Linked DNA regions of Homo sapiens: regions 2 and 3 are each linked to region 1. The links are chromatin loops, found by intact Hi-C in ENCODE. Cell type or tissue: IMR-90. All regions are shown on one strand.

Region 1 (2,500 bases):
TGGCTGGCCTGTCCCCAGGCTGCAAGAACTCAGGAAACCTGAGTGAGCCAGGCTGCCCAGGAATGTAGAACGTTTACATCTCTTCCCTCACACCCACACAGCCATACTTTCTCTATTTATTTATAATCCCCTCTTCACACAAACAAACTTGCTCCCCTCTGAGACATAAGCTCTGCTCTGGGCTCTGGCACCCGGTGGGAGAGGCCTCTTAAGGAAATCAGAAGAAAAGCCTCAGCTCCTCAGTGGCTGAGCTGTGCAACCCGGAGAAAGGAACTGCATTTCTCTGAACCTGACTTTTCCCTCTGGCACATGACAGACATACAGGAACATAGAAGGGCCTCTAGGGAGAGAACTATCAAACCAGGAAAGGCAGCTCTGTTACCTGTTAAAGGGCAGGAAACAGGGTGGGGACTGTTCACATTTTTTTCTGCCTTGGACATATATGCTTAGATTCATAGAATCGTAGAAAGCTAGGGACTCAGAGACATCCAGTCCCCTGTTTCCTTTGTGGGAAATTGAGTCCCAGAGAGAGATCAGGACTTGACTAAGCTTGATTCACTCCAGCACAATCTTCAATGCCAGTCGTCAGATGTGGAGAGAATGCTTACAGGGACACCCATCCCCTACTAGGCAGGACTAGAAGAAATGGCCTTAATTTGTAAACAGAAGGCTTCTGGCGAGACACAAAAAAGAACTCCTGAGTACAAGAATGAGGATGGGGTCCTGGACAGAGGAAGGGGGACGCCTGAAATGATCTCTGTACTACACCTCCCAGGGGCACCGCTGTCATGCCAGTCCTTTTCTTTGAGAATATGAAGGATTCAAGGTCCCTCTCCCAGAGTCCGGCGCCATGGTTGGCGGCTGGGGGAACTTGAGAGGCCAGTCCTGGAACAGGTGCAACAGCTGGAGCAACTGCGCAGCTGTTGCCGGGCTCAGGCTCAGCAGCCTGTGCGCCAGTGAGTGAGGCAGAGACCTCTGCTGGTGGGAGAGGAGAGGTGCAGAACGGCCCAGTCAGAGATCCAGAGAGAAGTCAGCCTGGAGCCGGACTTCAGGCCTTCACTTAGGTGCTCCCCACTGCCTCATGCACACCTGCACAGGTAGATGGGGATGCGACTAAGCTGGACAGACAAGCAGGTCCCCTCTGGCCGGTCTCCCACTACCTTCACTGCCCCAGGCCATCCAGGCACTTTTTTCTGGTGTCTGAGGGTCTGCCTGTCCACTCCTCCCTGGCAGGGCAGGAGTACCACCCTCCCACATCCCTATTCCAAAGGCCAGAGTGGACTCGGAATCAAGGCAACCACACCTTTGGGTTTTGGAGACTTAGAATTACGAAGTGTTAAAACTAGAATGGTCCTCAATAATCATCCACTTGAGTCCAACCATCTCACTTTACAGGGGAGAAAACTGAGAGGTAGAGAAAGGCAACCTGTCCAGGGTCACAGTTGGAATTGATGGCACAGCCAGGGCTGGATCCATGACTTTCTGATTCCAGGTTTGCCCTCCACATCACATCCTACCAGCGGAGCTCCCTTCCTGTCCCATGCCTGCGTCTAGGGTCCGGAATTCATCACCTGGGAACGAAAGCTTCGATTCCCATAATAAACAAAACCCTTGAAGAAAAAAAATACATGGATTGTTTTTTTCTCAGCAGGGTCTCACTGTGATACCCAGGTTGGAGTGCAGTGGTGCAATCACAGCTCACTGCAGCCCCCATCTTCTGGGCTCAAGCAATCCTTCCACCTCAGCCTGCCGAATAGCTGGGACCACAGATATGTGCCACCATGCCAGGCTAATTTCTTTATTTTTTCTAGAGACAGGGTCTTGCTATGTTTCTCAGGCTGGTCTCAAACTCCTGGGCTCAAGTAATCCATCCACCTCGGCCTTTCAAAGTGCTGAGATTACAGGCGTGAGCCACTGCACCCAGCCCCATGTTTTTACTTGGTAACTGACTCTCCTGAAAGCAGGATTGGATGGAGGGAGGGAAGAGAAAGCAGAGCATACTAGACACCTACAAGGGACAATTAGGGAAGAGAACCAAAGAGAGGAGCTGAGAGGAGTAGGGCAGAAAGCACTGAAGAGGGAGGTAAGAAGATAGTAGGCCTCTGGTGGACACTCATCCACAAAGAGCCGAGTGTCTAGAGTGACCAGCATCACACATGTCTGTGGCTCAGCCTGGGGCTGGGACCAGTACTGGTCAGTAACCAGGTCAGGGACCCAGCCTGGGTAAGGGGTCTTGTATAGGGGTGGAATTGGTGTTCAACCTGTGGCCAAGGTTGGAGGACTAGGGCTTGGCTTGTGGCTGGAATTGCAACTTAGTCTGTATTGGGATTAGGGCTCAATCTATGGCTGGAAATAGAACCAAAGAGAGAATACTTTTTGTTTGAATAGCCTGAGGAGCAAACTGTTACCTGTGTTCACAGGCCCTTGGCATTCTTCAGGGCTCCGACACCTCAGGAGCCTGATACCACACAGACTTGAACATTTCCATCCGTTAGCACTG
Region 2 (2,500 bases), 270 kb before region 1:
GTGGGGCCAATTCTGTGATTGAAAAAAGAGCTTCAGAACCTTCCCAAGGAACGAGGCTATTGCTAGTCTCCAACCAAGAGCACTCCTTTGCTTACCTTTCTTCCACTGCTCTATTCTGCAGTAGCTCACAGCTGTTCCCTTCCCCACAGCTGATGGGAACCTCCTCAAAACCCTCTTGTCCCTCTTCCCTGCCAGGGTGGCCCACAACCAATGACTGGCTGCTTTGGGGATACAAAAGGCCAGCTGCCTTGCCTCAAGGGAGTGTAATTCTGCTGTGGGACTTATGCCACCATATATGACAGTTCCCCGTGGATCAGGCCAAGGCTAGATGTGACCGAGACACACTTTGTATGATGCTTTCCCTTTCCTGTCTACTCCACTCTCTCCCTTGCAGGTTTTTCCTGAAAAATACTTCCCATCAATAAATGTCTGTCAGATGGCCAGGTGTGGTGGCTCACGTCCGTAATCTCAGCACTTTGGAAGGCTGAGGCGGGAGGACTGCTTGAGCTCAGGAGTTTGAGACCAGCCTGGGCAACATAGCGAGACCTCATCTCTACTAAAATAAAATATTAGCTGGATATGATGGAACACGCCTGTAGTCCTAGCTACTTGGGGAGCTGATGCGGGAGGATCGCTTGAGCCTGGGAAATCGAGGCTGCAGTGAACCCTGATTAGGCCACTGCACTCCAGCCTGAGCCACAGAGCGAGACCCTGTCTCAAAAAAAAAAAATTCTGCCTCAAGGTCTGTTTCTAGGAAACCCAACTTCAGGCCACTGGTGTCAGTACTCTGCCATCCTTTTCCCAAATCACTTTCTCATTCATCTCTGGAGACTGTTCAGATCCATGCTCTGGGCTGTGCGTACCATGGGACCTAAATTGGGCTGAAAGTACATGAAGGTGCTAGGTCAAAAACAACTGGGCTCTGTGGAAGTACTTGTAAGGAATACCTACTTACTACATAGGGTTGTTATGAGGGTTTTAAAAGCTAAATGAATTCAAGTGTGTAAAACGCTGAGACCAATGCCTGGCATGGAGTAAATGCTCTTAAGTATTAGTGCAGGGATTTCTGGGATGTTTTTGTTTACTTATGTATTCCAAGTGTGCCTAGGTGAATGCGTGGCACATAGTAGGCACTCAACAATACCTGTTGAATCCATGATTGGTTTTGCTTTGAGGGCTTAAGGCGATGTGCCGAGATTTGGCCAGCAGAGGGCAGAACCTGGGAAGACAAAGCTCCTACAGGCTTTGACCTACAAGAGGTGGCAGGACAGGCTCCCAGACGACTGGGTTGGAGGGAGGGCTGCGTGAAGTGCCTATACCATAGGATATGGATAGAGATAGAGATAGAGATATAGAGATACAGAGATACAGAGATACAGAGATACAGATATATAGATATATAGATATATAGATATAGATATATAGATATAGATATCTTTTGAGACGGAGTTTCACTCTTGTTGCCCAGGCTGGAGAGCAATGGTGCGATCTTGGCTCACTGGAACCTCTGCCTCCCGTGTTCAAGAGATTCTCTTGCCTCAGCCTCCCAAGTAGCTGGGATTACAGGCGTGCACCACCAAACCTGGCTAATTTTGTGGGTTTTTTTAGAAGAGATGGGGTTTCACCATGTTGGTCAGGCTGGCTCGAACTCCTGACCTCAAGTAATCCACACTCCTCAGCCTCCCAAAGTGTTGGGATTACAGGCGTGAGCCACTGCGCCTGGCCACCATAGGATATTAGAATGTTTAAATTTTACTCCCTTCAAATCCTAGATTTTTATTTAGTCCAACCTGGGTGTGTGTAAGGAAACATACCAAGTTCTTAGTTTGTGAATTCAGACAGATCCGTTGTTCCAGGCCCCGAGATCCCTGGAGTTGCCCTGGTGTCTGCAGCTCCTTCTTTAAACTTTGAGCTACCCCATACACCTCAGAAATTCCCTTTTGTACTTATGCTAATATACATCAGGTGCCTGTAACTCACAACCAAAATAATTTGTATTATTTTATGATTATGCCCATGGAGTGTGAGGACTGTGTGAAGGGGAGCCTTCTCCACTGGGGACACTGAAGTCATGGAGTAGCCCCAGGAGGCCTGCTTCCTGCTGTCTCCCCAGCCTACCTGCCCTCTCCAGGAGGGAGCTCCCCAACATCTGCCTCCAAGCTTCCCTGATCTTGATCCCTTCATTCACTCTGCCCATTTAGCTCTGTCCTAGCTTTCAAAGCCCAGTTCAAGTTCTACCTCTCTCAAGTTCTACCATGGGACCTAAACTGGGCTGAAGGTACATGAAGGTGCTACAGCAGAAACACCTCTGTGGAAATACTTGTAAGGAATACCTACTTACTACATAGGGTTGTTATGAGGGTTTTAAAAGCTAAATGAATTCAAGTGTCTGACTCCTCCTAGTCAATTTCATTTCTCAAAATCCTTATGGCATTCATCACCTAACCATTCATTCTTACACCCAATTGCGTTCCATATTTTATTTGGAAGTTTGGGCTGG
Region 3 (2,500 bases), 92 kb before region 1:
ACCAGCACTTTCTTTGTGGTGATTGAGTAATAGGTCAGTTGAGGATTTTTACTTCCCCTCTCATGGGCTGTTTACTAAGACCACCAATTCTGCAATTGTTGAGAAATGATGGGATCCCTCTGGTGGTGCTCATTTCTTGGGTGATGCCACTTCCACAGCAGTATTTTTTTCCTAAAAGTGTTCTTTCCTGTTAACCTCACTGTAGCAGAACAAACCTTATCAGTGAAGCAGTCACTAGAAATATGCAAAATATTAAGTAGGTCCTAGTTGTCAGAGCTTAAATAATGATAATTGTTTAAAAGATGACTTCACCCACCTCCAAGTTTATACTGTTAACATCAGCTGGAAATTTTCAGTCTAAGAAACATCTCAGGTGATTAAAAGTAACCCTTAGGTCACAGTGAAAGACTCTGGCATGGAACATTTGTTATAACCTGAGGATTATCTCCACATAGATCTTGAGAGATAATGTCTTGTCCTCAATGGTAAGGCGGCATGGGATAGTTGGAATAGCAAGGCTGTAGAATTGGATTGACTTAGGCTTAAAACCTCCTGTCTCAGTTATAAGCTGTGTGACCTTGGCAAGTTTAGGAACCCCTCTGAACCTCTATTTACTGTAATGTGCAAATAAGAAAATCTGTCTCTTAGAGTTGTTGTAAGAATAAAGTGAAATACATGGCATATGAAAGGCGATAAGTGGATATTTGTAAACCAACTTCATAACCTGACTAGCTATAAAAGAAAATATTTAGCTAAGATACTTCCGGCTGTAATAATTCTTGATTCTCTGATTTTATTTGTATAAAATTAATAAAATATGTATTTTAAAGATAACTATATAACTACAGAGTTCTTGGTTGTCATGAATTACTGCTTGCTAAATCCCCTTTGCTGGACATGTCAATTTAGAGAACCAATGGAGAAGGCTTTATACCAGATAGTGCTTGTAGTTCTCTGATCTAAGTCCGTTTCATTATTTCAGTCTTTCCAGACTCTCCTGGGGCTTATGAAGCTGAGTCACCATCCCCACCTCCTCCTCCGTCTCCACCTCTTGAACCAGTGCCAAAGACTGAGCCTGAACCTCCTTCTGTCAAGGTAAAATTATACTGGGATTCTTGCATGTCCATGCATCCTTTGTGTCTTAAGGACCTACAACCACTATGCTAAATTAGTTCCCTTGCTGTATACTTCACAAATGCCAGTAGATGGCTCTTGTCTCATTCTGCTGTCCTACAGGTTGTACAGAATGGGCGTTCCCTCCATTCTTACCTGAAGGGAGATTTTGCTAGTGGGTATAGTCTCAGGAACGTTGCAGAGGTGGAACCTGGGAGCTGTTCTGTTTTCATGACCTTCAGCATCTCTGCTGTGCTGTACAGCTCCTGTTAGAATGGTGTAAAAAGAGATCCCCCCTGCATCAGAGCAACACGTGAAAGACAGAGGGGAACAAACAACTTAACACACGTTTGTTGCTCTTCAGAAGCAATTCTGGAAAAGGGCTGGATGGGAAAACTGTCAACCAAAGGGGAAATATAGCTTTGAACGCTCTTCAGCTGCATCTTATCTACACCTATTAGTGTAGATAATGAAGAGTTGAAAAAATAGTCGCTGACAATTTTTTTTTCCTTTGTGGCTGTTAGTTTTTCTTAATTCATTGTGTTAAGACCATCATTTAAATCTTACGCTGATTTCCTCATTAGCTGAAGAGAAAATGGGACGAAAGAGACCAGTGGAGATAAAAGGAAGTTGATACTAGTAATACCTATTTTGAGACTAAATTAGATAGCTATAATGTTGAAGTGTCAAGGCTGGCCAGGCGTGTTGGCTCACACCTGTAATCCCAGCACTTTGGAAGGCTGAGGTGGGCAGAATGCCTGAGTCCAGGAGTTTGAGACCTGGGCAACACAGGGAGACTTTGTCTCTACTTTAAAAATATCTGGGCATGGTGGCACATGCCTTTTAGTTTCAGCTACTTGGGAGGCTGAGGTAGGATGATCATTTGAGCCCAGGAGTTGGACTGTTGCAGTGAGTTATGATTGCACTTCTGCATTCCAGCCTGGGCAACAGAGCCAGAACTTGTCTCTAAAAAACAAACAAACAAAAAAAGAAGACAAGAAATGTGAAGGCTGACATAGCAAGTATCTACAGCAAGGGCATATGCCACAGAAATCCCTGGTGTGGTTTAGGGGCCATCCCTGTGTACTCCCATAATATCTGTCTCAGCCCTCACTACACTGTATTGCAGTGGTCTGCTTTCCTTCTCTCTCTCCTCCACTAAGGTCCTTATCCTATATGTCTTTTTAACCATGCTGCCTGCACTACCCAACAATAGTTTATTGACTGAATGAACAGAACACAGTTCTTTCTTCAGCATGCTACTTTCCTTCTTATGAACAATGAAGTATCAAGCCTGTGTATATAGTGGGCGTAACTTGTCTGTGTGATGGGGTTGGTTCTCTAAAACTAATGTAGAGTTTCTCTTTCAACTTTTTATCATAATGGA

The links. Peaks named below come from ENCODE experiments on the same cell type or tissue, not always from the same donor. Only the 100,000 strongest peaks of a DNase experiment are listed, where the experiment ranks them.
Region 2: it touches region 1 in a loop (8-fold over the local background); 30 of 110 quality-filtered maps call a loop at or near these places.
Region 3: it touches region 1 in a loop (4-fold over the local background); 65 of 110 quality-filtered maps call a loop at or near these places.

The regions. Positions count from the first base shown.
Region 1 is chr11:74,725,779-74,728,278 of GRCh38, forward strand. All of the region lies in intron 1 of CHRDL2 (chordin like 2), which reads right to left. Among named protein-coding and RNA genes, the nearest start is that of CHRDL2, 4.4 kb to the right of the region's middle. In IMR-90, a CTCF peak has its summit at 983 (motif pointing left); DNase peaks (open chromatin) are centred at 143 and 933; H3K27ac peaks cover 601 bases; H3K27me3 peaks cover 121 bases.
Region 2 is chr11:74,452,376-74,454,875 of GRCh38, forward strand. It overlaps KCNE3 (potassium voltage-gated channel subfamily E regulatory subunit 3), which reads right to left. Exons shown (of 3, transcript NM_005472.5): 3 at 2,466-2,500. Among named protein-coding and RNA genes, the nearest start is that of KCNE3, 14 kb to the right of the region's middle. In IMR-90, a CTCF peak has its summit at 1,214 (motif pointing right); a DNase peak (open chromatin) is centred at 1,226; H3K27me3 peaks cover 564 bases.
Region 3 is chr11:74,633,601-74,636,100 of GRCh38, forward strand. POLD3 (DNA polymerase delta 3, accessory subunit) reads left to right here. Exons shown (of 12, transcript NM_006591.3): 10 at 983-1,095. Among named protein-coding and RNA genes, the nearest start is that of POLD3, 42 kb to the left of the region's middle. In IMR-90, a CTCF peak has its summit at 1,214 (motif pointing right); a DNase peak (open chromatin) is centred at 1,051.